2 separate regions of the Homo sapiens genome follow, and region 1 is linked to region 2. Evidence: read pairs that join two places in POLR2A ChIA-PET (ENCODE). Cell type or tissue: OCI-LY7. All regions are shown on one strand. Each heading gives the region's core, and the rest is flanking DNA. Links, peaks and the distances in the headings are about the cores only. Region 1 overlaps FCHSD2 (FCH and double SH3 domains 2). Region 2 overlaps IUR1 (imatinib upregulated ABL suppressing lncRNA 1).

Region 1 (16,601 bases), core at 7,601-11,600, 300 kb before region 2:
AAGAACAATAGAGTGAAAAGACAACCCACAGAATGGGATAAGGTATTTGCAAGTTATGTATCTTAAAAGGGACTAATATCCAGAATATATAAAGAATCCCTAAAACTGACCATCAACAACAAATAATCCAATTAAAAATGGGCAAAAGATTTGAAGAGATATCTTTCCAAATAATTTATGTAAATAGCCAATAACCACATGAAAATATGCTCAACATCACTAATGATTAGGGAAATGCAAATCAAAACCACAATGAGATACCATTTCACACCCATTAGGATGCTGTTATATATATTTTTAAAAACCCAGAAAATAACAAGTGTTGACAAGGATGTGGAAAAATTGGAACTTTTATACACTGCTGGTAGGAATGTAAAATGGTACAGCTGCTATGGAAAAACAGTAACATGTTTCTTCAATAAATTAAACACAGAATTACCACATAATTCAGCAATGCCATTTTGGGTATATACCCAAAAGAACTGAAAGCACAGACTTGAACAGATATTTGTAAACAAATGTTCACAGCCACATTATTCACAAAAGGTAGAAGCAACTCAAATGTCCATTGAGAGATGAATGGATAAGTAAAATGTATGTATATACCACAAACCAAATAAAAATGTGGTATACATACATACGATGGAATATTATTCTCTGTCTGTCTACCTATCTGTCTATCTGGTTAGAGACAGGGTCTCGCTCTGCTGCCCAAGCTGGAGTGCAATGGTGCGATCATAGCTCATTGCAGCTTTGAACTCCTGGATGCAAGGGATCCTCCTACTTCAGCCCCCCGAGTAGCCGGGACTACAGGAACATGCCACCATGCCCAGTTTATTCAGTCTTAAAAAGGAGGGAAATTTTGACACATGCTACATATGACATGGGTGATCTTTGAGGCCATTATGCTAAGTGGAATAACCCAGTCACAAAAAGATAAAATACTCTGATTCTACTTATTTGAGGTATGCAGAGTAGTCAAATTCATAGAGACAGAAAGCAGAATGGTGATTGTCAGAGGCTGCATGATGGGGAGTTATTGCTTAATGGCCAGAAAGTTTTACTTTTGCTAGATGAAAAGAATACTAGAAATGGGCCAGGCACGGTGGCTCATGCCTGTAATCCCAGCACTTTGGGAGGCCGAGGCAGGCAGATCACGTAAGGTCAGGAGTTCGAGACCAGCCTGGCCAACATGGTGAAACCCTATCTCTACTAAAAATACAAAAATTAGGCCAGGCACGGTGGCTCACACCTGTAATCCCTGCACTTTGGGAGGCCGAGGCAGGCAGTTCACCTGAGGTCGGGAGTTCGAAACCAGTCTGACCAACATGGAGAAACCCTGTCTCTACTAAAAATACAAAATTAGCCGGGTGTGGTGGCGCATGCCTATAACCCCAGCTACTCAGGAGGCTGAGTCAGGAGAATCGCTTGAACCTGGGAGGCGGAGGTTGCTGTGAGCTGAGATCGTGCCATTGTACTCCAGCTTGCCTGGGCAACAAGAGCAAAACTCCGTCTCAAAAACAAACAAACAAACAAACAAACAAACAAACAAAAAAGACCAAAAAGTTGCTGGGTGTGGTGGCAGGTGCCTGTAATCCCAGCTGCTCAGGAGGCTGAGGCAGGAGAATCACTTGAACCCGGGAGGCGGAGGTTGCAGTGAGCCAAGATCATGCCACTGTACTCCAGCCTGGGTGACAGAGTGAGACTCCATCTCAAAAAAAAAAGAGTTCTGGAGATGGATGGATGGTGGGGATGGTTCCACAATGATGTGAATGTACTTAATGCCACTAAACTTACACTTAAAGTGGTAAATTTGTATATTTTACCATACACACGAACAAACGTGAAAAGCACACTCTCTTCTGAAATGTAACACAAGGAGAATAATTTTTTAACCCAGTTTCAAGGTATATTACCCATCATAGCTAAAAGGCATTTATTAATTGAAATGGCATTGAGTGTAAAAAATGAGTTAGATCCACAGGCACTTACCTAGAGCACTGTCCGTGATATAGTGAATATAAATAATATTTATATGAGCATACGTATCTGACAGGGGAAGGCAGAATGAGAAGAATAAAGACTGGAGAATAGAGGAAATGACTGACTTGCTTTTTATATACATCTATACTCTTTGAACTATTAGAATATGCACGTTTTACTTTTTAAATTAAAAACCTAATAAAGAAGAGACAAACAGCCTCAAATATTTGTTTCTTGCCCGCTACACCCAAGCACTTATTTGGCTGCTTTTTCCCATATTCAAACATACAAAAGCACCAATGTTTACACATTTAAGGTTACAAAGAATGGACAGGCAGGATTGGCCTTCATAGGAGAGCCATTACATTAATTAATTAAAGTATCAAATATCTACTGTATGTAGAAAACTACGCTAGCCTCTTTGATGGATAGAAAACGAAGGACACAGTGTCTCCTTCCAGTGGTTCACAATCTAGAGTGAAGGATACTAAAAGGAGAGGCCAAGTGCATGGCCCTGGGAATGCGGAAGAGGCCACTGGAGAGAAGTCAGGATATGATGAGTCCAAAAGTACAGGCTGCCTAGCTGTCAAGTTCTACTTTTTCATGAATTAAATGGCTTTCTCTTGAGTAATTATCACTGAAGTTTTAAAACTGACTCTCCTCTTAACCACTGTTTGCCTAATACAATTCTATAGCACTGTATACATGTATCAAAATGTCCTTCTGTATCCCATAAATATGTATAAATATTATGTGTCAAATAAAAATAAAAGGGAAAAGATTACACAGAATTGTGGAGAGTTCCAGAATAATAAATTATATATTTTTCCTGACATATTTATTGCCACCATTTCAAAGCTGCTGAAATATTCTCATTGATAACTTTACTGAAAATTCTCCACAGCTGAGTGAGGAAATCCTGTGCTATCTCTTACAAATTATTCATCTATCATCAGTCAGTTCGGTGGCAAAACAGTCTCACATGATACTGAGTCTTTTGCCACTCACTAGTTAGGAGCATAATATTCAGAATCACAGACTTATGATTCTATTGTTTTCCAACAGGGCATTGTGCCACATAAAAGAATCATGCTAGAAATTGCCATAAAATTAACTTGAAATGTATTATATATACTTAGAAGACATTGCCTTCATATTCTAGGAAAGTTTACAGGCATTTAAAAAAACAGTGGGTATTACAAAAATCAAAACAAAACACAACACCCATACATTTATAAAAATGTGGGTAGAACAAGTTTCCAAAAATATACATGTACTGTGCTTTGACACTGGGAATCAATCCAAAACATTTTATCTTGGCAACCCGGTTGATACTAAACATTCCTTTTTTCCTCCTTTATTTGGAGTTGATTTTTGGATTCCCATGGAAGGCAGTAAGAAGGCTGCAGTGCCAGCAATAGCGGTCACTGTCATATGCTTCTGCATTGCTCTAGCTGCTTTCCAAAGCATGTCATCTCAGAATAATTTCTTCCTTTTTCCTCTTCCACTCTCTTAACTGAACTGTTACACTGTTTTCTTGACCCAGCATTTCTAAAATCACATGCTTCCTCTGTCTCTTAAGGACTGCTCTCTCCTTTTCTTCTTGTCACTTGACAGAACTTCAATCAAAACTATTCTTTCTAGCCATACTAACGTTTACCCTTTCTTAGATGTTGTAAAATGCTTACTCCTTTTTTTTTTTTTTTTTTTTGAGATGGAGTTTCACTCTTGTCGCCCAGGCTGGAGTGCAATGGTGTGATCTCGGCTCATTGCAACCTCTGCCTCTTGGGTTCAAGCGATTCTCCTGCCTCAGCCTCCGGAGTAGCTGGGACTACAGGTGTGTGCCACCATGCCCAGCTAATTTTTGTATTTTTTTTTTTTTTTAGTAGAGACGGGGGTTTCACTATGTTGGCCAGGCTGGTCTTGAACTCGTGACCTCAGATGATCCACCTGCCTCGGCCTTCCAAAGTGCTTGGATTACAGGCATGAGCCACCGCGCCCGGCCAAAATGCTTACTCTTATTGCAGAGGCAGGAAAGATGATCTTTTTGAGTTGGTTTTGGGAGCCATCTTCTTGTACTCATTAAAAACACCTCTGAGGGGCTCAGCTTCATGGCACAATCATGAGGTAGAAAGCAGGGTCTTGGGGTCTGGCCAACTTGGGTTTGAATGTTGACTATGTCACTTACTTGTTGTGTGACCTTGGGCAAATTAACTCCTCAATTTCAATGACCTCGTCTCTCTAATGAAGACAGTTACTTCTTCACAGGGTTAGCATAAAGATTAAATGAAGTAAAATATTTAAAACCCCTAACACATGTTTGGTGCATAGGAGGTACTTAATAAAGCATTAGCTTTTGTTTTTACGAGGAAGGGAGAATCCAGATAAAGAATCTGGTAATACCTAATACAGAGGAAGACAGCTCCTCAATATTTACTAATAGAATCTCTCAACTCCACTGGACAGAGAAGTAATCACAGTGGACATCACTCCAAATACAACATGAGTAAGTTATCAAAGATGATGTTAACCAAAGGAATATAAATCATTCTATTATAAAGACACATGCACATGCATGTTCATTGCAGCACTATTCACAATAGCAAAGAAATGAAATAAACCTAAATGCCCATCAATGGTAGACTGGATAAAGAAAATGTGGTACATATACACCATGGAATACTATGCAGCCATAAAGAAGAATGAGATCATGTCCTTTGGAGGGACATGGATAGAGCTGGAGGCCATTATCCTTAGCAAACTAACACAGGAACAGAAGACCAAATACCGCAAATTCTCATTTGTAAGTGGAAGCTAAATGATTAGAACATGGACACATAGAGGGGATCAACAGACACTGGGGCCTTTCGGAGGGTAGAGGGTGGAAGGAGGGAGAGGATCAGGAAAAATAACTAATGGGTATGAGGCTTAACACCTGGGTGATGAAATAATCTGTACAACCCCCCCATGACACAAGTTTACCTATGTAACAAACCTGCAATTATATCCCTGAACTTAAAATAAAAGTTAAGAAAAAGATGATGCTAAAAATATCAGGAAAATGGATTTGTGCTTCCAGGCAAGATGGAGTATCAGGGATCAGATTTAACCTCCTGTCAGAAACAACTGAAAAACTGTTCAAAATATATGAAAGAACAGTTTTCAAGACACTGGGCATCACTCATGAAGGACAGTGATCCCTGGGGGATGGGAAACAAACAAACTCCTACAACATACTGTATGAAGAAAGTTTTTAGGTTATGACATAGGGAGAAGAAACCCAGGCACATGATGGTGACCTCCCTGAACAGAGGAGATGAAACTGGGAATTTAGTAAAGCCAAAGTGGAGAGAGCTCAGGATGCGGAGTATAGCAGTCTCCCCTTATGTGTGGTTTGGCTTTCCATGGTGCCAGTTACCCAGTCAACCATGATCTGAAAATATTAAGTGGAAAGTTCCAGAAATAAACAATTCATAAGTTTTAAATTGTGTGCCATTCTGAGTAGCCTGATGACATTTTAGTGTTTCAGTCTGTCTCCCCAGATGTGAATCACCCCTTTGTCGAGTATATGCAAGCTATGTAAGCTACTTGTCCATTAGTCATTTAGTGGCCATCTCGGTTATCCCAATTGACTGTCACCATATCACGGTGCTTGTGTTCAAGTAGCCCTTATTTTACTTAATACTGGCCCCAAAGCACTACAGTAGTGCTGCTGGCCTATTGTTATAGTATTCTATTTTATTACTAGTTAGTGTTGTTAATCTCTTACTGTGCCTCATATATAAATTAGCTTTATGATAGATATGTATGTATAGGGAAAAACACAGTATACATAAGGTTCGGTACTATCTGTGACTTCAGGCATGCACTGGAGGTCTTGAAATATATCCCCCACAGATAAGGGGGGACTGTAATGAAGAAGAGAGAGATGCGCAGAACTTAGGAAATCTGCAGAGGGTCCTCCTCAAGACTTTGGCTGAGTATTGGTCAGTACATATATGTGAAGAAATTACCCAAAGCTAGGGCTAGAAGCACTAAAAAGGATTAGGAAAAATAATCCTCAGAACTCACACAGGTCTGAGAATAACTCCTGCTCCCTCCTAAAAGAGTAAAAACTTCATAAGGCACAGGGCACCCAGTAGAGTATTAACATTAGTAAGGATACAGAACAGCTGTCCCCAATCTTTTAGGCACCAGGAACCAGTTTCATGGAAGACAATTTTTCCATGGACTGGACCCTTGGGGTACCATGAGGGAAGGTTTCAGGATGAAACTGTTCCATCTCAGATCATCAGGTATTAGATTCTCATAAGGAGGGTCCAACCTAGATCCCTTACATGTGAAGTTCACAATAGGGTTTATGCTTCTCTGAGAATCTAATGCTGCCTGCTGGTCTGACAGGACGCAGAGCTCAAGCAGTAATGCTCCCTCTCTGGCCACTCACCTCCTGCTGTGTGGCTCAGTTCCTAACAGGCCATGGACCGGTAAAAGGTTCGTTCCAGTCTAGAAGACTAGAACAATACTATAACCAACCTGACTTAATTGACATTTATAGAACATAACCCCTAACAATAGCAAAATATACATTCTTTTTTTTAAGAACACATGTAACAGTTACCAAGATATACGTTTATACTGGGTTACAAAACAAAGCTCAAAAAGTTTAAAAGGGTTCAAGTATGTTATTTGACTACAATGGAAATAAACTAGAAATAAAAAACAAAAAGCTATCTGGAAAAATCTCCAAATATTTGGAAATTCAGTAACACACTTTTAATTACCCATCAGTCAAAAGAAGAAATTAAAACATAAATTAGAGGCCAGGTGCAGTGGCTCACTCCTATAATCCTACCACTTTGGGAGGCTGAGGTGGGTGAATCGCTAGAGCTCAGGAGTTCTAGACCAGCGTGGGCAACATAGTGAGACCCCATCTCTACTAAATATACAAAATTTAGCTGGGCGTGGTGGTGCTGGGAGGCTGAGGCATAAGAATCACCTGGGAGGAGGAGGTTGCCGTCAGCTGAGATTGCATCACTGCACTCCAGCCTGAGTGACAGAGCAAGACTCTGTTTGAAAAAAAAAAAAATGTAAATTAGAAAATATTTTGAACTGGATAAAAATGATGACACAACATACCAGAATTTGTGCAATGGACCTAAAGCAATACTTACAGGGAAATGTTTAGCACTTAATGCCAATATTCAAAAAGAAGAAAACTCTCAAATCAATGACCTCAGTTTCTATCTTACAAATTAGAAAGGAGAAAATTAAATCCAAATTGAACAGAAGAAAAGAAATAATAAAATCCTGAGTAGAAATCAAGAAAATAGAAAAGAGAAAAACGAGGGAAAAATCAATAAAATCAAAAGCTGATTCTTCATAGAGATCCATATAATTAATAAACCTCTAGCAGAATGATCAGAAGAGAGGAGACATGACCAATATCAGGAATGAGGTGATATCTCTACTAATTTTCCAGATAATCAAAGGATAAAGGAATATTATAAACAACTTTGTGCCAATAAATCTGACAACTTAGATGGAATGGACAAATTCCTTAAAAGAGACAACTTACCAAAGTTCACTCAGAAGAATAACCTTAATAACCCTGTATCTACTAAAGAAATGGAGTCTATTATTTAAAAACTTCCAAAAAAAAAAAAAAACTCCAGGACCAGATAACAGCCCTGGTAAATTCCACTAAACATTTCAGGAAGACGAAATTCCATACAATTCTACACAAGGCTTCCAGAAACTTGAAGAGGAGAGGATACTTTTCAAATCATTTGGAGACAAGCATTGTAACAAAACCAGACAAGAATACTACAAGGAAATGAATGGAGATGGAAGCATGCTTATCAGAGTCCTAGCAAACCAGTTCCAATCAATATATAGAAAGGATAGGCCGGGCGCGCTGGCTCATGCCTGTAATCCCAGCACTCTGGGAGGCTGAGGCGGGTGGAGCAACTGAGGTCGGGAGTTCAAGACCAACCTGACCGACATAGAGAAACCCTATCTCTACTAAAAAAATATAAAATTAGCCAGGCATGGTGGCATATGCCTATAATCCCAGCTACTTGGGAGGCTGAAGCAGAAGAATCGCTTGAACCTGGGAGGTGGAGGTTGCGGTGAGCTGAGATCATGCCATTGCACTCCAGCCTGGGCAACAAAAGCGAAACGCCGTCTCAAAAAAAAAAAAAAAAAAGATAATATATCATTACCCAAGTGGGGTTTACCAGGAATGTGAAGCTGGTTTAATATCTGAATAATCATCAATGCAATTACACCATATTAGCAGACTAAAAAAGAACCATTTGACAAGATCCAACATCCATTTCTATTAGCAAACAAAATAGAAACAGAAGAAACTTCTTTAACATGATAAAGGGCATCTACAAAAACCCTACTGCTAACTTCATACTTAATGGTGAAAGACTGAATGCATTCTTGCTAAAAGTTCAAGAACAAGGCAAGGATTTCTGTTGACTCTCACCACTTCTATTCAGCAATTTTATAGTAAGAAGGAAAAAGGAATCCAAATAGGAAAGGAATAAGTAAAACTGTCTTTATTTGCAGGTGACACGGTTATATAGAAAATCCTATGGATTTACAAAAAAGCTACTAGAACTAATAAGTGAGTTTAGCAAGATTGCAGGATATAAGATCAATATACAACAATCAACTGTATTTTTATGGATCAGCAATGAACAATTGGAAACTGAAATTTAAAAAATCATTTACAATAGCACCAAAATTATGAAATAGGGGTAAGTCTGACAAAGGATATGCAAGATCTATCTACTGAAAACTACAAAACATTGCTGAGAGAAATTAAAGTCCTAAATAAATGGAGAAGTATATTATGTTCATGGATTGGAAAACTGAATATTGTTAACATGGCAATGTTATCTTCCAGTTGATCTATGCAGTCATCATAATCCTAATAAAAATCCTGATAGGCTTTTTGGGGTAGAAAACCAATTTTAAATTCATATGGACATGCAAAGGACCTAGAATACCCAAAACAACTTTGATAAAGAAGAAAGTTGGAGGACTTACACTACCTGAAGTCATGACTTATTATAAAATTACAGTAATTAAGTCAGTGCAATACCGGCATCAAGCTGGACAAACAGATCAATAGAACAGAACAAAATGTCAAGAAACAGACCCATACATATATGATTAATTTTTTTTTTAAAGAGACTTGCTCTGTTTCCCAGGTTGGAGTGCAGTAGCACAATCATAGTTCGCTGTAACCTTGAACTTCTGGGTTCAAGATACCTTCTTGCTTTAGCCTCCTGAGTAGCTAGGACCGCAGGAATGTACCACAATGCCTGGCTAGTTGAAATTTTTTTTTTTCTTTTTTTAGAGACAGGGTCTACTATGTTGCTCAGGCTGGTCTCAAACTCCTGGCCAGAAGTGATCCTCCCACTCAGCCCAATGTGTTGGGATTACAGGCATAAGCCACTGTGGCAGGCCTGAATAACTGATTTTTGACAATGATGCAAAGGCAATTCAGTGGCGAAAGGACAGTTAAAAAAAAAAGTTCAAAAAAGGGACAAAGAACTCTGACTTATTCTGTTTACCATAATAAAAGATAAGCTCATGCTGAATTACAGATTTAAATGTAAAACCTAAAACTATAAAACTTCCAGAAGAAAACCTAGGAGAAAATCTTTATGACCTTGGTTTTAGGCAAAGATTTCTTAGCTACCACACCAAAAATATGATCCATAAAAGAAAAATTGGTAGGTTGGACTTCATTAAAATTAAAAATTTGTGCTCTTTGAAAGGTATTAAGGAAATAAAAAAATAAGCCACAGACTAGAAGAAAATTGCATAAATCAAATATCTGATAAAGGATTTGTATTCAGAGTATAAACTCTTAAAATGCAATAAAAATAAAACAAACCCAATAAAAATTAAACAAAGATTTGAACAGACACTTCACCAAAGAAAATATACAGATGCAAATAAACATATGAAAAGATGATCAACATTATCAGAGAAATGGAAATTAAAATGACAATGATTTACAACATCACACCTATTAGAATGTCTAAAGTTAAAAAGACTGACTATAGTAAGTACTGATAAGGTTGTGGAACAACTGAAACACTAGTACCCCGTTGATGTAATTGTAAAATGGTATAACCACTTTGGAAAACAGTTTGTCAGTTTCTTAAAATGTTAAATATATACCTATTATATGACCCAGCCAAAGCATATGATCTTAGCAGTTTTAGAAACTCCTTATCTTACCCTTATCTCCAACATCATTATTAAGCATGGTTCTCACAACAACCAAAGTCAGAATTTATTTATATGCAACTCTGCAGATGTTCATACTCTAAGTGAGGCTGTACAACAGAGTAGACTGGCAGTTTGCCCTTGCACATTAGTTGGGGAAAGTGGCTGAAAACGGGGAAGTGATGTTAACATTGTGGGCTATAGTTTGAAAATGTAAGCAATAAAAGAACAGGGTGGGCATAGTGGCTCATAAATAAAAGATTAGAAAAAATAAAAATATGGACTGGGTGTGGTGGCTCATGCCTGTAATCCCAGCACTTTGGGAGGCCAACGTGGGCGGACTGCTTGATCCTAGGAGTTTGAGACTAGCCTGGGCAACATGGTGAAAAATACAAAAATTAGCTGGGCATGGGGGCATGAGCCTGTAGTCCCAGCTACTCAGGAGGCTGAGGCAGGAGGATCCATTGAGCCCCAAAGGTTGAGACTGCAGTGAGCCATCAACAGCACCACTGCACTCCAGCCTGGGCGATAGAGGGAGACCATCTCCAAACAAACAAAAATACACATTATGTTGTACACCATAAATATATACAATTGTTTGTCAATTAAAAAATAAATAAATAAGAGTAAGGAAATACACCAAATTGCTAGCTGTGCTATTATAAGGATGGAGCTATTAATCATTTTCTTCTGTATTGTATTTTCCAATTTTTTGGTAATCTGCTTATATAACTTCTTCTATTGCAGAATTAATATAATATCAAAAGTCAGGTTGTCATCTTGGTATGGCTTTTGAATAAGAGAAGCAGGATGATAAGAGAAGGGAGGCTGAGTGACACAGGCTGATGGGGTTGCTGGCAGCAATCTAACAGGGGAAGCTGCATGCAGGCTCCAGACACCTGCAACTGAGTAACTGTGTCAGTGGACTGTTCTCCTTTAAAAACAACGTTGCTATACTCTGGGATTCCTTTTTTCCAATCTTACATTCTGTACTATAGCATGATACAGAAGGCAGAGTTAATACCCAAGTAAGTATAGTTCCTTCCTTATTCTATAAGGGAGTAGTCTGTGTCTTTTTAAAACATTTATCTTCCACAAGGCACTTTTCAGTTGCACTATTAATGTCTAACAGTAGTATTAATCATGTTTTCCAGATGACGAATGCTTTTGTTGGCAGCTGTAATGGAAGAAATAATTTAGCCTCTAGAATGTGCATTTCTGCTTCATGTTCCTCAGCCAGCTAGCTGTCAGTATGAAGAGATACAACCCCCTCTAAATAATTTCAGTGCTGTTACTTAAAAGCAGATTAAATAAATATAGGTCCTCATTAAGCTATTTTGTGCCTATGTCTCTCCTTTATTTATATTATTAGATCTTCCACAAAATGTAATCTCTCAGTTGAAAGATGCAGGCTCCATAAGAGTGATGAGGGGGAAGAAAAACGTCGGATGGAATTGCAAAATGCTCCCTTCACAGAGGATATGTATGTCTCTAGAGGAGTGATTTCTCTGGACAGGTCTCAAAAATACTCATTTATTCAATGCTTACTACTACTGTACTAGGCACAGCTCCTTCATTCCCTTCCTTCACAACGAGAACAGCCCTTCTTCTTTATCTCCTGTTAAAATTCTTCAAAGACTATCTCAAATGACATATCCTCCATGGGGCACACTTTCTTCCCTATTCTTCTAGCTGATATTGAGCTTTTCTGATAGTATTTCAAAGAATCATGAGATTCTGGAGTTGGTGGGGGTGGGGAGTGGGAATCTCAGAGTCTTTTAATCTTTCTTTCAGAAACCCAAGAGAAGTGACTTTTTCCAAGGTGTGCAGATGAGTTAGAAGTAAGCAATCTCAAGTGTGCTACACAGTAGTCCAGTCATACACTGCCATGTATCATTAAGATCTATGAAGATCTGTCTGGTCTCCTAGCTTGTAAATTCTATGAGGAGGGAGACCAAGTTTTGTTCATCTTCAGTTTGCCCAGGAAGTAAGTACAAAGTTAGATGGTATGTGCCTGCTCAGTTCAAAGTCAGATGGTATATGGCCCCTCAATTGATTTGGTTAGAAAAGGTGCTAGCTGAAGGAAAATCATGGGTTTGATTGGTTGGAAACAGTCCTGCTGTAGAAGCCCAAATCAAGTGGGCCTGGAATTTGCTGTCATCAAAAACTCTACAACAGTCTGAAGTAGATGAGCATTATGACTTTTAGAAAGTGCAATAGTAGGAGATATTCCATGAGATGGAGCAACTCTGTTCTGTTTTTTGTTTTGTTTTGTTTTTTTTGTTTTTTGAGACAGAGTTTCACTCTTGTCACCCAGGCTGGAGTGCAATGGCATGATTTTGGCTCCCTGCAACCTCTGCCTCCCGGGTTCAAGCGATTCTTCTGTCTCAGTCTCCTGAGTAGCTGGGATTATGGGCGTCTGCCACCATGCCTGGCTAATTTTTGTATTTTTAGTAGAGACAGCGTTTCACCATGTTGGCCAGGCTGGTCTCGAACTCCTGACCTCAGGTGATCCATCTGCCTTGGCCTCCCAAAGTGCTGGGATTACAGGTGTGAATCACCATGCACGGCCAGAGCAACTCTGTTCTAATAACAACTGGGGAAGTGCTTACAACCCCAAAGTCAAGTGGGTGATGTTTCTTTTTCCCTCTAGCTGGATTAACATTAATAGTTAAATGAAAATAAAGCTTCAATAGATTGTTTTTCCTTAAAATGTAGACCCACACACAACCCTTTTTAAATGTGCAAGTGTATTCTCATTAGAAAATTAGAATGCTATGTGAAAAAATTGACAAAACTTCCAAGAATGTTGAAAAATTTTCGTCAGTTTCGCTAGCAAGCCTGCCTGATATCTGAAGAGCACAAGCATTTAAAGAGGCACTATGAAGACAGTGGGAAGTTGGGAGGTTAGAGTTTTAGCTTTTAGTTTGCCACTATTCCAACTAGCCACTCACCCATCCAACCATTCACTCCTTCCTTCAAAAATATTTAAGTACCAACTATGTGTCAGGCACTTTGCTGTGCAGAGCAGAGAACCAGGAAGATATGGCAATTACATTCTAGAGAGGAAGACAACAATAAACAAAAGAAAACAAATAAAGAAGGCAAGTTCAAACTGTAATAAATACCATTGAGGAAATAAACAGGATGACAGAGAGTAATGGGTGGGGAGGTGACAGTAGGAATTACATTAGTCTGACTAGCAAGGCATCACATATCCAGCTATGTAATATCAGGCAAATCAACCGAATTTTTCTGGTACTTAGATCTCCAACATGAAAAACTAAGGTTGAACCAGATGACATCAGAGTAGAAAAAGCCCTGGACTTGAAGTAAGGAGACTTAAGCTGTGTCCTGGCCTTGTCTGTAAAACTCACCTACACTCTCTCTATGTGAGGAGAATATGAAAGCTGTCAAGAATTGAAGTCACCTTCAGACTAAGCCCACGTACTAAGAAGAACATTCCTTTCACTTAAGATTTTGTGCAAATCTCTGGATGTTTATTTTCATTTTCACTAAAGAAGACCTCTGAGAACTTCAGAGACACTAGATTGTTTTCTATTCTATTACTTCCAGACACGAAGCATATTTACTCTATGAATGGGATGAGTTTGGTAGATAGGCATCGATAACCCAAATAGTGATAACATATTCTTCATCATACATTAAAAAAAACACTCATTTTTTCCTCTCTTTCACTTCCCGCAATAATTTTAAATCAATTAGTGATAGGCTGAAGAATAAAACCTAAATCACTAGCAAACTATTATCTTTTTAAAAAATTTTGGCTATTATTAAGTTTGACTACAGAGTCAAAGCATGCTTCAGTGAAAATCAACTTGTCATATCCAAGAAAAGAAATCGTACCGAGTGTAAAGTGCCATTACTGGTCACTGCAGGAGGGCGGGCCCATCGCTCATTTTCCAGTTCTTCCATTACTTGGTTCATGGCACTCTTTAGCCATGTGTCCACAGAAACACCAATCTGCTTTAGCAGGTCCAACCGGGCTTCAGCTTTCAATTTAATTATCTAGAGAACCAAGAAAATGGTCGGAAATCAAGGCTTTTATTATTCACAATAGCAAAGATAAGGAATCAACCCAAATGCCCATCAATGATCGACTGGATAAAGAAAATGTGGTACATATACACCATGGAATACTATGCAGCCATAAAAAGGACAGAGATCATATCCTTTGCAGGGACATGAATGCAGCTGCAAGCCATTATCCTCAGCAAACTAAGGCAGGAACAGAAAACCAAACACTCCATGTTCTCACTTGTAAGTGGGAGCTGAACAATGAGAACATACGGACACATGAGTGGGGGAGAACAACACACACTGGGGCCTGTCAGAGGGCGATGGGTGGGGAAGGAGAGCATTAAAAAGAATAGCTAATGGAGCTGGGCTTAATAGCTAGGTGATGGGTTGATCTGTGCAGCAAACCACCATGGCACACATACCAGGATTACTTTTGCACCACCCTAATAACAAACCCGCACATCCTGCACACGTATCCGGGAACTTAAAAGTTGAAAAAAAAATTAGCTAGGCATGGTATCATGGGCCTGTAGTCCCAGCTACTTGGGAGCCTAAGGTGGGAGGATCACTTGAACCCAGGAAGGGGAAGTTGCAGTGAGGGGAGATCGCACCACTACACTCCCGCCTGGGTGACAGAGCAAGACTCTGTTAAAAACAAACAAACAAACAAACAAACAAACAAACCAAGAAACTATATAACCGTCATGAAAGGAAATTACTTAAAAGGAAAAAAAATCATACATGATCCTATCAGTCTTACATGGCAAATATTCTCAAGGCTTTGTCCACATGCAGACATATTTTTGCACAACTGTATTCTTGGTGGCAATGCAGCTTAGCTTTTACTTTTTAAGTTACCTTTTTTTTTTAAATTTTTTATTTTTTTGAGATGGAGTCTCACTCTGTCACCCAGGCTGGAGTGCAGTGGTATGATCTTGGCTCACTGCAACCTTCACCTCCTGGGTTCAAGCAATTCTCCTGCCTCAGCCTCCCAAGTAGCTGGGATTACAGGTGTGTACCACCACACCCGGCTAATTTTTGTATTTTTAGTAGAGGCGGGGTTTTGCCAAGTTGGCCAGGCTGGTGTCGAACTCCTGACCTCAGGTGATCCACCTGCTTCAGCCTCCCAAAGTGCTGGGATTACAGGCATGAGCCACCTCACCCAGCCAAGTTACCATTTATTATAAACTTCTTGTTTATATCCCTATCAAAAAAAGGAAATCAAGGCTTTTTTCCCTCAAATTAATTAAGTTCTTCCTAATCGATTAATTACAACAATCTTGATATTCACTAGCAATTCTTCCCTGGCACAGATGCTAATTTTTCACTTGAAGCAGGGCAAGAGAAGGGGAAAGGGAGGGGAGATAGTGAAGAAGGGAAAGAGAGGGTTGGGGGGAGGGAAGAAGAGAGAGAGAGAGACAGAGGCAGAGAGACAGAGAACATGAACAAAAGAAAGGAATCAGGGTCTCCTAACAATGGAATACTTGCTTTTTTTTTTTTTTAATAAAAGTATGGAATGCTTCACGAATTTGTGTGTCATCCTTGCATAGGGGCCATGCTAATCTTCTCTGCATCATTTCAATTTTAGTATATGTGATGCTGAAGTGAGCACATACTTGCATTTTGACAAGGGCATGGTATTGATGATAGATCAAATATAACTTGTGAAGAGGAAGAGATCAAGAGTGATAAAGTCTGTTTCCTTTTCCTGTTCATAATGCTATGCCTCAGAACACCCTGAAATCCAGCATTTTCAGTAGCCTTCTAACCCATTTCCTGGACTTTTTCTCCTCTGTAATCCATCTTTTACAGTCTGTGAATGACCTCATCATGTTGCTCCCCAGTTTAAAAACTTTCATAACTCCTGACTGTCTACTGAGTAAAGAATTAACTAATTCTTAACTAGGAATAAAAAATATCTTTCACAGTTTGGCTGAGTTATTTCCTTCTACTGTTTCTTTCCACACCCCCCTATGCTCCCACCCCACTGTCCCACTTGCTGTTCCTCTGATCCATCATGTGCTTGCGTGCCTGTGTGCGTGCCAGTCCCTCTGTAAAGGCCTTCTCATTGCTTTTTGATGCCTGGTGAGTGCTTATCTTTTGACGGTCCGTTCAAATATTACCCTTTCCACAAAGATTTTTCTAAGTATTTCTCAACCTTCCTTAGGCAGTTAATAATTCCTTTTTCTCTGCTCCTAAAGCACTCTATATAGATCTAATTACAATGTGATAGGCACGAAATTATACTTAGCTATTTAACTAAGTATGCCTGTTTGATATAATTGGGGGCTCCTTTAAGACTCGAGCATTGACATTCAGCGTTA
Region 2 (15,206 bases), core at 6,883-10,882:
GATTAGTGAGCGAGGTAGGTATGCATTCACCCCTGTGTACCCAGCAGCAGAGGTGGAAGTGGCACTATTGGAAGAGCTGGGCCTCAGGGGCTAGGACCAGAGGTGGAATGTTCAGAAGCACGGAGGGAGGAGCAGAAGCTGAGAACCTGGAGCTGATGGAACCTACAGGTTGTGCCATCTCTCCCAGACATACAGTAGAGCAGAGAAGGGACAGGAATATCCAGCAGGGCATCAGCTTGCAGCTTCATATCAGCAGAGCTGGCTCAGTCCTTAGACACCATCCTATCCAGCCCAGGAGAAACAGGTTTGTCCAGGGCAATTGATGAGGATGCATAGTATCACAGTGGCTGACCCTGGGCTAGATAGAATTCAGAGGCTTTGTCCTCCAGCCCAGTGCTCCACCCATTGCCCCAGCTGCCACTACATTGTTCAATCCAATCTACGTTTACTGATGGTGTGCTCTGGATTGGACACTCTTCCAGGCACCATGGAGACCACAGGGATCCTCCCCTTCACTGCTGTCAGGAGCTTTCAGCTGCATGGAGGAAGTCAGGTTGGGCTCCAAGACCTAGACTCCAAGTAGCATGTGGGAAGTGAGACAGCAGCAGGCATGAACACAGTGCTGGGGAGTGGGGTGAGGAGGACCTTAATGGCACAAGTGCCATGAGCAATCCTTAGACTTCAGATCTCCCATCTGTCCCAAGAAGAGACTGGAGTCAACAATCTCTGAGGTCTGCTAGCCTCTACCCTCCTTTGCCTTGCAAGGATTGGGAGGCAGGGCTGGGTCCAGCTTCTGGTAGGCTAGGGGATGGGAGGCAGAGGAAGTGGCTTGAGCTGCTCGAGCCACCCCCGCCTGCCCACCCCGGGGCTGTCCCATTACCGGCAGGGAAATCACAGACTCAGCGCTCAGACATCTGGGAGGTGCTGGGTGGCCTGGGTATTTTTAGAAGGCCAGAGGCAAACATGCCTGGAATCCTGGGTGTTGCTGAGCCAAAGAAGCTGGGAGGCCAGCAGAGGGTGAACCAGAAGAGGTGGCCTCGGCCCGGGTCCTAACTTCACCAAGGTCAGCTGGACTTGCCTTTCCCCAGAGGCTAGTGTTCAGGCCTATGGTGTGCAAGCTCTGGTTCCCCCAACTTGTCACTCACTTCTGCTTCCTTCTGGGCAGTCAGCTGCAGAGCTGTTACAGGGCCTCAGGGAGAACACTTGATCTCTTGATTCATTCAGCCAGTTCTTTCTGTGCTTTCCGTGGTCCAGGTGAGCTGCTGGGCCCTAAGGATACAGAATAGAAAGGAGGCAACCCTGGAGGGGCTCAGATCTGTTGGGTTGGGGGGGGTGGTGGGAAGATGGGAACACAGACAGTGATAACACCTTGAGATCACTTTGGAAGAAGAAGAAGTATGGGCCTGAGGGAGCTCAGAGGGTCCCCATCTCCCAGGATTGCCACAAGGGCCAGCTGATTATCTATGAACAAAAATGTAAGCTGCCCAGCTAGGGGACCAGCTCTGGGTATAACTAAGTTGTGATTATCAGTCCTTTCTAGAGCCATGCCTTTTCCTTTAGCGTGATTTCTGAAAGATAACATCTCAGAAGTGGAATACAAGGTAAGATTATCTTTTCAGCTGCTGACTTATCAACTACCAGAAAAAAATGCCCAGTTTGCACTGACAGCTCTGTCCCTGTCTCCTTCTCCCCATCCTATCCCTTCCAATCCCTCCAGGCAAATCCACACTATCATATTACAGATAAAGACTCAAGGTCCAGAGGGGCAGGTCCAGCCCAGGTCGGCTCTGAGCTATCCGCGACCTGCAGATTCCCAGATGGTTGAAACCACAGGAAGGACGCTCCCAGGCCTGCCTATCAGAGGAAGAGGGCTAGGGCATGGAGTGGGCAGAGGGCAGGAGTCCAGCCCCACACTGGGCCCCATCACAATTGACACTGTAGCTTAAACCCGATCTGTCCCACTCACTCCCCAGGATTGACTGGCCTTTCAGCCCAGGATTTCTCAAACTGGGCTCTTCAGTTTCATGAGTTTCCAGCCTTATTCATGGATGTCTGCAGATATGCTACCTGAATTTTTTAAGTTTTGTACGTTCACTTTAATGATAATCTAAACACATTCATATGAAAATATTCTGGCTTGACTGGAATGCACAGCATCTTATGAAAGAGGCTGCTCTAAGCGTCAGTGTCCATATCCGGATTTATCAGCAGACTAGTTCCAAAGAATCTAAGGGAACCACATTTAACATCAATGCAGTGTCTCAAGCTGACTTAATCAAGTTTGAGACTCATTGCTCTAGCTAAAATGCTTATTTCCTTCCTGTAAGATCCTGGGTAGAGAAAGAAGGATCTCAGTTGGGATCAGAGGCCTGGGTTCTAATTTTGTCTCTGCTTCTAACTCACTGAATAGCCACAGACAATTCCCTATCTGTGTCTTGTTCTAGATCTCAGTGTATTCATTTGTAAAATGGGAAGTTTGAGTTAGACTATCCCTATGGTCCCTTTGGGCTCTCACATGCCAGGATTCCAAATTGTGATTGAGCTGCCCTCTCACAGCCACCCCTGCCCACCCCACACCCCCACACCATCCCCACTGAGGCCCAGTGCTGCCGGGGGCTCCTGGGTTGAAAAGTAGAGCCTCCAGGAGGGCGGGTGTCAGGCAGATGTAAAGGGGGTGGCCTGAGTGGGATTGAAGGTCATCAGGAAGAAAGCCACCAGGCCAAAGAGAGTACTTACACCCAGCCAGGCTGTCAGCTGAGACCTACCTCCCCAGGCCAGGAGGGCTCCTCCCAGGATAGTGGGGGATCAGGGAACCCACCCCTCACCTGTGTGGGATTCTCCTCTAAGATTCACTGTCAGCCATCCACCCTCCTACCCCATAGCGCTGCCAGGAACCTAGAGCAACCTTCTCCTATAACCCCCTCCCCCATTCCAGCTCACACTGGGGTCTCAGGGAACAGGGCCCCCAGTCAATGCCAGAACAACCCCACTGACTAGACCTTCCTCAGCTCCCATCCTTTGGGCCTGCCTAACTCCTATAGATTACCTAGAATTCAGATTAGGAGTTCCCTCTGTCAGGAAGCTCTCCCAGATCCCCCATTCCAGGCAGGCTCAGGACCTTTATCCAACCTGCCATCTGTACTATCCTCTGTCCCTGCACTGATCCATCTTAACTGTTTTCTGTTGATCTCTCCCTCCTGGCTCCCAGCTGCCTTTGTTAATTCAGACATTGTGGACATGACATCTTTCTCGCTTTGCTGGGAAATGATTTGAAGCTCTGTCCCTTGGCCAAGAAATTCTAGACCTGGAAAAGCACCTGGAGTAGTAGGAAGTTTTCTCCTGACCTCAGGGCTCAGACATGCCTGCCCTCCAAGTCGATGCTCAGCAGCACCGGGGGCAGGCTTTTCCTGCAAAGGACAGTTTGCTGAACAGATAAACTAATCTGGGCACCCTACATCCAGGCCTATCAGTTTGTCCTATCTTGTCGTTCTCTACCCTACGGAGTCTTGTGGGGACACAGGCCAGAGGAGTGATGTCACATGGGAGGACAGGGCAGGATGGGAGGGAGGAATGGGACTAAGGAAATGCTTGGGGAGTAGGTGGGGTGTCCCCATCACATCTAGGTGGAGGTGGCTATGTCTTCATCTGGGTGTGAGACCATCCTAGCTCTCAGTATCCTGGTCCCCACCCTAGCCCAGTTGAGGAGCCTTCAGAGGCCAGAGGTCATATGTCATCACCTCCCAGAGAAACCCTGCCTAGCCCCAAAGTTGTCTGTTCCCAGCATACCAGCCCAGGAGAGAGAGAGCATGGGGCAGTGAGTCACCAAAGTATATGACTTTGGGCATATCACACTCCCGTCTGTACGATGAAGAGGTGGACTCTGTAAACACTAAGGGCTCGTCTGGTCAGGACAGTCTGTAGGCAGATGAAGTGGAAGAGACTGCTCCTGTGTGCAGGTGCTGGCTGGGTGCTCCCGTGTCTCTCGTCCCATCTAACTGCTCGGCCAAGGAGGGAGAAAGCTCCATGGAAAGCTTTGCCTCTGCTTGAGGCAGAGAAAGGTGGCATGGGCATTGTGTGTATGTGATAAAAATATACGCGGAATATAAAAATTACAATTTTAACTATTTTAGATGTACAATGATGTACAATGCAGTGTCATTAAGTACATACACAATGTTGTGCTCCACTATCCATTTCCAAAGCTTTTTTTTTTGAGACGGAGTCTTGCTCAGTTGCACAGGCTGGAGTGCAATGGCATGATGGCTCACTGCAACCTCCGCCTCCCAGGTTCAAGCAATTCTTCTGCCTCAGCCTCCTGAGTAGCTGGAATTACAGGCACCCGCCATCATGCCCCTCTAATTTTTTTGTATTTTTGTAGAGATGGGTTTCACCATGTTGGTCAAGCTGGTCTTGAACTCCTGACTTCAGGTGATCTGCCCTCCTCAGCCTCCCAAAGTGGTGGGATTACAGGTGTAAGCCACTGCGCCCAGCCCATTTCCAAAGCTTTTCATCATCCCAAACAGAAACTCTGTAATTATTAAACATTAACTCCCCATTCCCCTTCCTCCTACCCCTGATAATCCTCTTATTCTGCTTTTGGTCTATGAATTTGCCTTTTCTAGGTACCTCATATAAGTGGGATCATACAATACTTGTTTTTTGTGTGTATCTGGCTTCTTTCATAATGTTTTCAGGATTCATCCATGTTGTACATGTGTCAGTACTGCATTCCTTTTTAAAAGTTGAATAATATTTCACCTTATGGGTATACATTTTGTTTAGCCATTCATCTGTTGATGGACAATTGGGTTATTTCCACTTTTTGGCTATTGAGAATAATCCTGCTGTGAACATTGGTATATAAGTATCTGCTTAAGTCTCTGCTTTCCATTTTGGGGGATATAGACCTAGAAGGGAAATTGCTGGATCAACTTGGTAGCTCAATGTTTCACTTCTAAAGGAACCAACAAACTGTTTTCCACAGTGGTTACACCATTTTACATTTCTATGAGCAGTGCACTAGGGTTCCAATTTTCCTACATCCTTGCAAACACTTGTAATTTTCCTTTTAACAAAAAGTTATATCCATCATAATGGGTGTGAAGTGGTATCTCATTGTGGTTGGCCTGGAGATTTTTTTTCAAAAAACATATTTGACCAGGTGCAGTGGTTCGTGCCTGTAATCCCAATGCTTTGGGAGTCCAAGGCAGAGGATTGCTTTAGCTCAGGAGTTCGAGACCAGCCTAAGCAGACTCCTGTCTATACAACAACAACAACAAAATAATTTAAGAAAAAATTAGCCAGGCACAGTGGTGCACATTTGTAGTTCCAGCTTCTTGGGAGGCTGAGGATCACTTGAGCCCAGAAGTTCAAAGCTGTAGTAAGCTATGATTACACCACTACACTCCAGCCTGGATGACAGAGCAAGACCCTGTCTCTAAATAAAAAACAAAGCAAAACAAAACAAAACAAAAACCGTATTTTAGCTGCAGGGTTCTTTAATCAGAGGAAAAGTTACCCAAAGACTGCATGAAGGCTTTGGTGAGGAGTTGATAGTGGTTAACTGGAGGCAAGAAGGGCAGGTAAGGTCGCATGGGGCTGATAACTATGCACGTGCGTGTGCGTGCATGCGTGTATGTGTATTGAGGGGGTGCTCGTGTGTAGAGGGCACTTTCTCTTGGTCTCCCTCTCCCTGACTTGCCCCACACAGAGGTCTTTTCTGAGGAACCCAGTGGCATAGTATAAAAGTCCCTGACTAATGGTCACTGAAGTCACTTCCTTTCTGGGATACTTACCGGGAGGAGGCCATGTGTAACAGGGGCAGGAAGCTTCTCTATTTCGTCGTTAGGGGAGGACTTAGCAAGTCACCTTGGAGGAGGCCCTCTCTGTTCTGTCCACCACTTGAGTTTATCAGATGTAAGTAGCACCTGGGAGACAAAACAGGACCTTTTGTGGCCCAACAAAGGCTGCCTCTCCTAACATCAAATGGGATGCAGAGCTGAAGAAAAAGGCAACATATTTGGGAGGAGTGAGACGTTGACAAAGGAGCCCCAGGGCACAAATGGAAGAAGGTCCAGTCACTTTCCTTGTGAGGTTCAAAGTTATCTGGCTGCTAAGATGACCATCCCCAGTGAGCCCCACTTGTTGGAAGGAAAGAACCCCTGAGCCCCCAGTGGTGTAGGAAGGAGCCTTGGACTGGTGGCCAGGCTTAACTCTGGGGCTGAGGACCTAGAAGCCCCTCTGGACCTTCCTCCTGGTGAAACTTGCTGGAGCTCAGGAGTGTGAATGAAAGCTTGGATTTGGGGGTCATGTGTTCACAGCTGCTGGGACTCTGAACAGTAAGATGGAGCAAGACTGGGACTCAAGAGTGCCTTTGTTGGAAAGGAGCTAGTGTAGTCCCTGTGGGTTTTGAGCACTCCTGTGACATGGGGGAAGGCCTCCAGAGGGCCAGATTGAACTTCCTGCTGATAAAATCTTGTGGAGCTCAAGCAATTAATGGGGAAAAAATTTGGCCATAGTTTTTACCTTAAGCTGGTGGAGGGACCACACAAGTTACATGCAGTTCTCAAGTTATTTGGTTCTCTAGTTCCAGAGGTGGGGCAGGATGAGGGGGACCAGGAAAGTATATTATTCCTTTTTGCACCCAAGCCAGCTCAAGACAACCCTGGGGAATGGGAGGGAAAGTCTCTGGGCCTCTTTCCTTACTTAGGTTTCCTTCGTGGGTCCCCTTCAAGAGCCGCTCCTCATCTTCAGGATTCCACCATGGCCCCTTGCCTATGTCTACAGCCCATGATAGTACTCAAGTACTCAGGCTATTTCCTGTTCACTGTCCCTACAAAGCTTATCCAGCCTGGGTCCAGGTTCCTCTGTTCCCCATTAGGAGCACTGAGCTCAGCTAATAGACCAAATTGACCGAAGGAGCTGGTGACAACAGTTGGTTAATCCAGCCACTAAGGGCTTCACATGCATCCCTTCCCTGACTCCATTCACATTTCACCAAGGATCACAGTTACTCCAAAGGCACAACAATCTGAGCAAAAGGTTGCTGGAATGTGCTGCTTCAACAGCCTTTCAGCTCTGTTGTGCAAAGAAGGTGTAATTCTACTGGTGGAATTTTAGGCACTTTGAAAGAATGTTTGGGATATAGTTTCTTGCAAATAGGCAACCTTTGCTCACCCACAGAGAAGACAGCATTTTCTGCCTACACATGAGGGAGCCTACGTGAGGCCCAGCTCCAGTTGTGACCTTCAGTTCCACTCCCTAGGCCAAGATGCTAAATTCAGATCACCCATTAGTTCAGAAGCAGGTTAGACCAGTCACCATAAGCATGTGCCTGGGCAACCAATCTTGTTTATGCAAAAGGAGTCTTTAGTCTGCAATGTTTTGCACACCCAGCACACAAATGAAAACAGTTCTTGACTACACTTGGAAGGAAAAGAAAGAAAAGCAGGATAAAGGGCAAGATAAGAGAAGATAGCAAGTGCCAAGGAACTGAATCCTATCAGCCACCAAACCTTCATTTAAGCAGCCTGCTCATCTATGACCTACATTTATGAATTCTTTCTTGCAACCAACCAATCAACCTTCATTCAACTAATCAATGAATGAACCAGTCTTCATTCAGTCAAGCATTCTGTATTTATTAGGACTACTAATTTCATTCATTCATTCACTTTCTCTAACAAATCAACCTTCATTCAACCAGCAAATAATAAGTAGCTATTCACTCTTCATTTATTCAACTAAGTATTCCAAATAGCAAAGCTCAGGGCTGCAAGAGACCTCAAAGACCTCAAAGTTCAACCCACTGCAACCTTATAGGAATTCTGTCCATTACAACCTTGCCAAAATACACAGCTCATTACCTTCAAAGGTTGCCTGGTCTGTTATGGAGCAGCTCTGACTGTGAGAAAAATATTTTAAAAGCTGAAATGGAGTCTGCCCTCCTTGTAACATCCATACCTGGTTCTGATACTTCCTTCCAGGCCACCCGGAATAGCTCAGCTTCTGTGCTTGGAGACCTTGTCTGCAGGCAAAGGTGGAGATTATGTCCTCTGTGGCCCCTTCTCTCCCTCCCCTGTCCCTGTGAGTGATGTTCCCTTGTTGTTCCAGTCTCTCTTCTCTGGTCAGGAAGGTACCACTCAATCCAGGGCTTTCTCCTGGTTTGGGATTTGGAATGGGAGCCCACATTCTAAGTGTAATGTGGCAAGGGGACAGTCACCCCCAGTTCTGAATGGACTAAGCTCCAGAGTGTTTGTCATGACAGCCATTTTGCTCAAGGGCTCTCCCCTCACCCTGTTCCACAACCCTCCACCTCCCTTATCTACAGCTGAACGCCTCAGAGCAGCTAAGCTATGGACTTGCTGGAGATTTCAGAGCTGGTTCAACCCAAAAAGCTTGGGGCCCAAACTGGAAGACAGGGATTAAGTTGGGCCAGCCATTCATTCCTCTGAGGAATTTGAACCTGAGATCTGAGGAGGAAGCTAAGCTGTTGGAAACAGGAGATGAGGCAGGAAGACTCAGAAAAGAGGGAGTGGGTAGCTGCCTGAGTCAGTGCAGGCTATGAGAAAGCAGAAGCTGAGCTAGGGCAAGGGACAGGAGGGATCCACTGCATCTGTAGGGTTGTGGGAGCAAGTGACAGCAAAAAATGACCAATTTAAGCAGAAAAATAATGTGTTAAAAGGACTCTGGGTAATTTGCATAAACTGATCTCCAGTTAAGGGGTGATTTAGCAGTGTGGTATATATTTGGTTCTGAAGAATTATAACACACGACAGGAAAAAAATATGTTTCAGAAAATGTAGGTAATTCTGTAAAGTGATGAATATGTTAATTAGCTTGATTGTGGTAAGCATTTCACAATGTATACCTATGTAAAAATATCACATTGTACACCTTGATTATATATACATTTTATTTCTCAATTATACCTCAGTAAAGCTGGAAAAAATATGACTTCAAATTAATATTTTTCCTTCTGGGTACATAATTTAAAAAATTATTTGATATTATAATTATAAATACATACAATATACAAAATTTTACAATATAAAATTATATATTTTATATTGTATATTTATAATTTTTATGTTGTATATTTTATAATTTTTACAATATAAAAATCATTTTATATTGTAATTTGACATCTATGTAATGTACAATGATTTAAAAATCAAGTCATTTTTCTCATATATAACAAAAATTCAGATCTGAAATTATATAATGATACTACCATAATCACAAGAAAATTTACAATTTCCTCCATGCCTTCTAAGGAAAATATACCTAGGTAGGTTGCAGGTTTTTGGTTTGCTGAGAACGAAGTCTTGTTCAGGGTCAGGGTGATGGCCTTTCCTATGCTAGATCACAGCCTTATATATCACGGGTAAGGAAGAGAACCCCAGAGCTAATTGTGCTATAAAAAAAGTAGTGTGGGGAGAGGGCAGGAAAGGTGGAGGTGGGGTTCACTGGTGAGGAGAGGAGCCTGGGGTTGCTTGAGAGGAGAGAGAGTTGCTGTGGACTGTTTGATGTAAAACACTACTCCATCTCTAGACAGGAATCTACAATACAATAACCATTCCTCACTAAGGCCTTGAGGTAAAGATTTACTTTGGGGCAATTCTAAGAGAAATGTTGAGTCTTGCTCTTTGGCGAGGGGTATAAATGGAGGCACACACCTAGGCTGCATTTTAGGATCCTGCCCAAGGGTTTTTTGTTTTTTTTTGTTTTTTTTTTTGAGACAGAGTCTCACTCTGTCACCCAGGCTGGAGTGCAATGGTGCAATCTTGGCTCACTGCAACCTCTGCCTCTGGGGTTCTAGCCATCCTGGTGCTTCAGCCTCCCAAGTATCTGGGATTACAGGCGTGTGCCACCATGCCCAGCTATTTTTTGTATTTTTAGTAGGGACGGGGTTTCACCATGTTGGCCAGGCTGGTCTCGAACTCCTGACCTCAAATGATCCACCTGCCTCAGTCTCCCAAAGTGCTGGGATTATGGGATTATAGGTGTGACCCACCGTGCCCAGCTCCTGCCCAGGTTTTTTGATGGGCCATTCAATTCTCAGCTGAAACTGGGTATTAATCATTACCCTATGTAAAGAACCAAAGGTGAGCCTCCCTCTCCATCACTGCCAAATTACCAGGGCAGGCGATCCAGCTGAAACAGAGATGGTGTTGGAATGTTTCCCCAAAGCCAGGGGGAAGTTATATCTTTGAGGTCAGCATTCTGACCTAAGAATGAATTTTTCAGAAGGTATATTAATCAGGATTCTTTGGGCTGCAAATCATGGAAATTCATCTCTAGTGTGTTAAGGAAATAAAATAAAGCCCAACCATAAAAGGGGAGTTTGGAATTATTGGCTCACATAAATATGAAAACCAGGAGTATGGCTAGCTTCAGGAATGGCTAGATCCAGGCACACAAGTCAAGTCACCAGGAATCTATCTCCATCTCACCACTCTTTCTTCCTCTGTGTTGGCTTCCCTCTCAAGTTACTCTCCCCATGTAGTAGAAAAGTGACTTCCAAGAGTTGCATCTTGACATCATCAGCCCTGCTAGAAAATGTTGACCTTCCCAGTAGTTCTGGGGAAAGTACCAGTCTCATGTAGCTAACTGGATTATTTCCCCAACTCTGGAGTTGGGAATGTGGGGTCCGCCACATAGGAATTCCTTGAACTGAGAGTAGAGATGGGAAAGTCTCTCAAAGGAAATCAAGGTGCTGATAGCAGAAATGAGAGTGGCAAGACAGCAGTCAGTGAAAAATGAGGCCATGTACCCTGTGCAGTGAGCTCAGGGACTGATGTCAAAAAAACCCCAAACTTCCTTATGTGACCCAGGCTGGAAACTGATATTTAATCCAGCCTTGAAGGACACGTGATTTATTAAGAAACCAGTGTCTCCAGGAAGGGGTGAGGTGGACTGAGGCAGATACCCTGGGCTGATTTGGGTCCCCACTCCCTCTCCTTTTGGCCTTAGCTATGGAGACAGGATTTCCTGGAGCTGGACCTGCTGCTGCAGGGCTGGCTACCAGACAAGCACTGAAACCCTAGGTCAAGGCCACATGCTACCAAAACAGAGAGACGTTTGCAGGAATGCAGCCACAGGGATAAAAAGAGGATGCTGAATTGTGATTAAAGCTTCCTGCTGTAATATTACAGGATGGTGGTAGGAGAGAGGGAGAGAAGTGGGAAAAATTAAGAGATTTTAGGTTCTGACAGCAAGAATCAAACACGGATTCAGAGCCACAGATCAATCCCTCAATTCCTGCACAAGAATGACCCGTGCCACTTAAGGAATATGCAGTGAGAAGGGGAGGCCAAGATTCACAGGACGACAGGAAGGAGAAAAGCGCGCCCAATATGCACTAAGATTGAAGAGATGTGTGCTATAAGCCATAAGATGTGCTTGACCACAGCATGGAAAATCTGGTCCTGCTAGAAGAGATATCCGTGGATGTAATTTATAGGGAAACCTCACTGAAAAAAAGCAGAATTCCCTGGAAACTGGATTTCCTATGCTGGATATCTTCCATTCCCTACCCTTTCCCACCCTGCTCTTTACAGGAAGATAACCACTACAGCCTTAATTAACAACAATCTGTGCTTCTGGCTTCAGGTTGGGTTTGGCCAATGGAGAGGCCCAGCTGGAGATGAGAGGAAGGGAGGAGAGGGAGGTCAGGGTATTTATTCCCGCTATTTTTTTTTTTTTTGAAATGGAGTTTTGCTCTTGTTGCCTAGGCTGGAGTGCAATGACATGGTCTTGGCTCACTGTGACCTCTGCCTCCTGGGTTCAAGTGATTCTCCTGCCTCAGCCTCCCAAGTAGCTGGGATTACAGGTGCCTGCCACCACGTCGGCTAATTTTTGTATTTTTAGTAGAGACGGGGTTTCATCATGTTGGCCAGGCTGGTCTCGAACTCCTGACCTCAGGTGATCTGCCCGCCTTGGCCTCTCACTTACTACTGCTTTTTTTCTTGTGACACTCCCTTGGGCTGGCCCTGTCCCTCAACTAGACTCAACTGCCCCTCTCAAAGTGGCAGACTCTCTGTGACTCTTTCTCATTCCAGATTCCAGTAACTGCTCTGTCTTTTTGGCCATTCAGGCCTAAAGGTGATGACAGCTCTGCTGTTCCCCTACACTTAGTAAATAGTCCCTTCATAAATAAAACTACCTTCCATTTTCATCTGTTTTCGTCGGAATCCTGAATGATATTACCCCTGACATTCTCCCCATTAGGTAAGGTGATTTGAAAGGAGGAAGGTGGGGCTGAGCTGGGCAGTCCTCAGAGAATATGAGCGAACCACGGAGTTATGGCTGGAGGAGCCAGTGCTGACTGGGGAGTTGGAGGGAATGCAGACACACCGCTCAGCCTCCTGAATCTGAGACCCTGCAGGACGGGGGTGGGGCAGGCAGGAGGTCAGCACTCACAGAAGGTTCTCGGAGCAAGCCTGAAGCCAGGGGCTAAAGCCCTGGGGATACTCCCTTCCACAGGGAAAGTCTGGTCACCAAGAGGATTGGCACCTGCTGGCACCTCACAGGACCCTGAACATGTGGTCAGATTGAAGGACAAACTAAGGGACGCCAATGACTCAGGAGTTTGAAACTTTCTGGCACACATTTTCATCGTGACCAGGAAGGCCACCCTGTGGCAGATGCCCTCTGAAGAAGCTCAGTAAATGCATCATTGTTTTCCCTTTACAGGAGATGGGGATCTCAGAGCTGAGGCAGGCAGGGGCCAACCTACTGCTGGGAGGATCAAAGATATGGGGACGGGACTTGTCTCTGAAGGCAGGGGAAGTGAGAGAGGGGTCCAGATGGAAAATTCCACGAGTCCCACTAGCCCCTTTGGATGCTGATGCTTCTACATTTCAACCAGCAGTGGTTCCAAATCTCCATGTTTGTCTTCCCTGTCAAAGCTAAATGTGGGGGTGAGGAAGCAACCAAGAGGATGCTTGAAGAGACTGCGGGGTGCCTGCAAGAAGGGGAGGAGCTTCTCCGGGCACGCTCACTGAGCTCGAACCCTGCAGGCTCATCCTGTGCTGCTGTGGAAATAAAGTGTGGCGAGGAAGCAGGGCTGTGGGCAGGGAGGACCTGGCCTGTGTTCCTGTGAGGCTGGGGTCATTTGTGAATATAGATAATGGACCAGAGAGTTCCGAAGGTAGCAGGCCCATGGAGGCACCTGGGTCAGCAGAGCTTGTCAGGACCAGGGTATGGTGGGTTTGGGAGGAAAATAGAGGCACCCCTCTCAGTTCTTCATACTTCCCATGGCTCCATGGGAAAGAGCATGGGGGTTAGAGGAGGGGCAGGAACCAGAGAGCCAGCCGGCAGCCACTGGGCCAAGCAGTGGGCCCCTGGACCTGAAGGAGGGGCTAGGGGACAGACAGATGGCAGGGTAAAAGAAGGCCAGGCTGCCCGTATCTGTGGGAGTCCTGGGCAATGAGGGGGCCAAGGTAGGATTGAATCCCCCAGGAACCATACATATCACCTCTGTGGAGCCCAGCACATCACAGACGCTGCTAAGGGCAGACAGAACCAGAGTAAGGCCAAGAAGCCCTTTCCCCTGCAGAGTGTAGTCAGGCCAGCAGGAGATCTCACCAGACTGCTTCTCCACCCCCAGGTGCTAGTGGCCAGAAAAGAGAGCAGAGTGTGTAACTGGCATGCCATTCCCCATTCCACAGCAAGCCCTTCAAGCACAATTCTAGCCTGGCTGGGGTAGGAGGATTGCCATTAATTGGATAGGAGATTGAAGTTTTAAACTAGACTGATCTGAGTTGTAATAATTGAACAAGACCAATAATTGAACTTCAATTAAATAATTGAAGTTATTTAAAAGAAAAACCTCTATCTATGACGTTTTAAAAAAAGAGGAAAGTGTCAAGAAAAAATAAAAGCAAAAAAGCAGGCAGGCATGGTGGCTCACACCTGTAATCCCAACACTTTGGGAGGCCGAGGTGGGAGGACTGCTTGAGCCCAGAAGTTTGAGACCAGCCTCAGCAACATAGTGAGGCCCCCATCTCTACAAAAATAAAAAATAAAAAATTAGCCAGGTGTAGTGGCATGCACCTGTAGTCCCAGCTACTTGGAAGGCGGAAGTGGGAGGATCACTTGAGCCCAGGAGGTTGAGGCTGCAGTGAGCTATGATAGTGCCACTGTACTCCAGTCTGGGCAACAGAGCAAGACCCTGTCAAAAAAAAAAAAAAAAAAAAAAAAAGGCAGAATTGTTCCATGTGTCTGCCTCAAGTAAAAATTCCTCAACAACCACTTGCAGTAACACAATGGCCACTGCCCTCCCATCTCTACTGGAGTGCCTCCAGGAAGCTGAGAAAAGAGCAACTGAACCAGAGTGCCTGCGAAAGTCCTGAGACTTACTCTGATCGGATCATCTTGGGTCACACGCCATGCCTGACCCAATCACTGTGGCTGAAGGATGGATGCACGGATTGTTCAAGCCTAGGTCATGTTTTCCCCGCTGGAGTTGGCTTCCCTGGAACCGGAGTGATCCCAAAAGAAATGTGAGAACTGCAGGGAAGACAGAAGGAGGATGAATGTGGGGGAAATACTGAATTGAGGATTTACCCCATTCTCTCACATGAGAGCATAAAGTTTCTGCCTCAGGAAGAGAGTGGGACTAAAACTAAAATTTCAGGTGTTCTATAATTCTTAGAATAATAGCCACTGATATACTTAAAGACTGTGTTAAATAAATGGTTCATACAGAGTAACAGGGCAGAATTAAAATCCTCCAGTAAGAAAAGGGAGCGAGGGAGAGAGAGGAGATAGCAGAGAGTCCCTAAAGGGTGTCCAGGGCCTGACGACTGGGTGGGGCATCAAGATGGAAGGAGAACAGGGCTGAGCTGCTTCCGGAGAAAGCACATGTCTGATGGGAATTTTGTGAGGTGAAATTGTGAAAGTGATAGTGAAGGAAGCCACTAAAAAAAGCCTTCTCTTCTATTTCCCATAGGAAGCCATCAGTTAAAAAGTCAGTCTCTTCTGTCACAGACCACAGTGAGGAGACATGATGACTAAATGCAATGTGGTACCCTGAATTGGATCTTGGAACAGAAAGAGGACAAAATGGGTGAAATCCAATTAAAGTGTGGAGTTTAGTTAATACTAATGTACTACTGTTTCTTAGTTGTAACAAACGTAGCATAGTAATTTAAGAGGTTAACTGGGTGAGAGGTATAATTGTATAAGATGACTCAGTCCCC

Evidence for each region. ChIA-PET counts read pairs that join two places held together with the same protein. Peaks named below come from ENCODE experiments on the same cell type or tissue, not always from the same donor. Only the 100,000 strongest peaks of a DNase experiment are listed, where the experiment ranks them.
Region 1: POLR2A ChIA-PET joins it to region 2 with 8 read pairs; 4 of 35 experiments call an interaction of 5 or more read pairs at or near these places.

The regions. Positions count from the first base shown.
Region 1 is chr11:72,853,762-72,870,362 of GRCh38, forward strand. It overlaps FCHSD2 (FCH and double SH3 domains 2), which reads right to left. Exons shown (of 20, transcript NM_014824.3): 13 at 14,104-14,265. It also overlaps the pseudogene RNU6-672P. Among named protein-coding and RNA genes, the nearest start is that of ATG16L2, 48 kb to the left of the region's middle. In OCI-LY7, for the core only: no CTCF peak of the experiment used is centred there; no DNase peak of the experiment used is centred there.
Region 2 is chr11:73,156,745-73,171,950 of GRCh38, forward strand. IUR1 (imatinib upregulated ABL suppressing lncRNA 1) reads right to left here. Exons shown (of 4, transcript XR_950294.3): 2 at 7,963-8,026; 3 at 5,796-5,927; 4 at 1-1,269. Among named protein-coding and RNA genes, the nearest start is that of IUR1, 19 kb to the right of the region's middle. RefSeq lists enhancers at 1-82, 573-622, 633-772, 923-1,102. In OCI-LY7, for the core only: no CTCF peak of the experiment used is centred there; a DNase peak (open chromatin) is centred at 8,581; H3K27ac peaks cover 1,073 bases.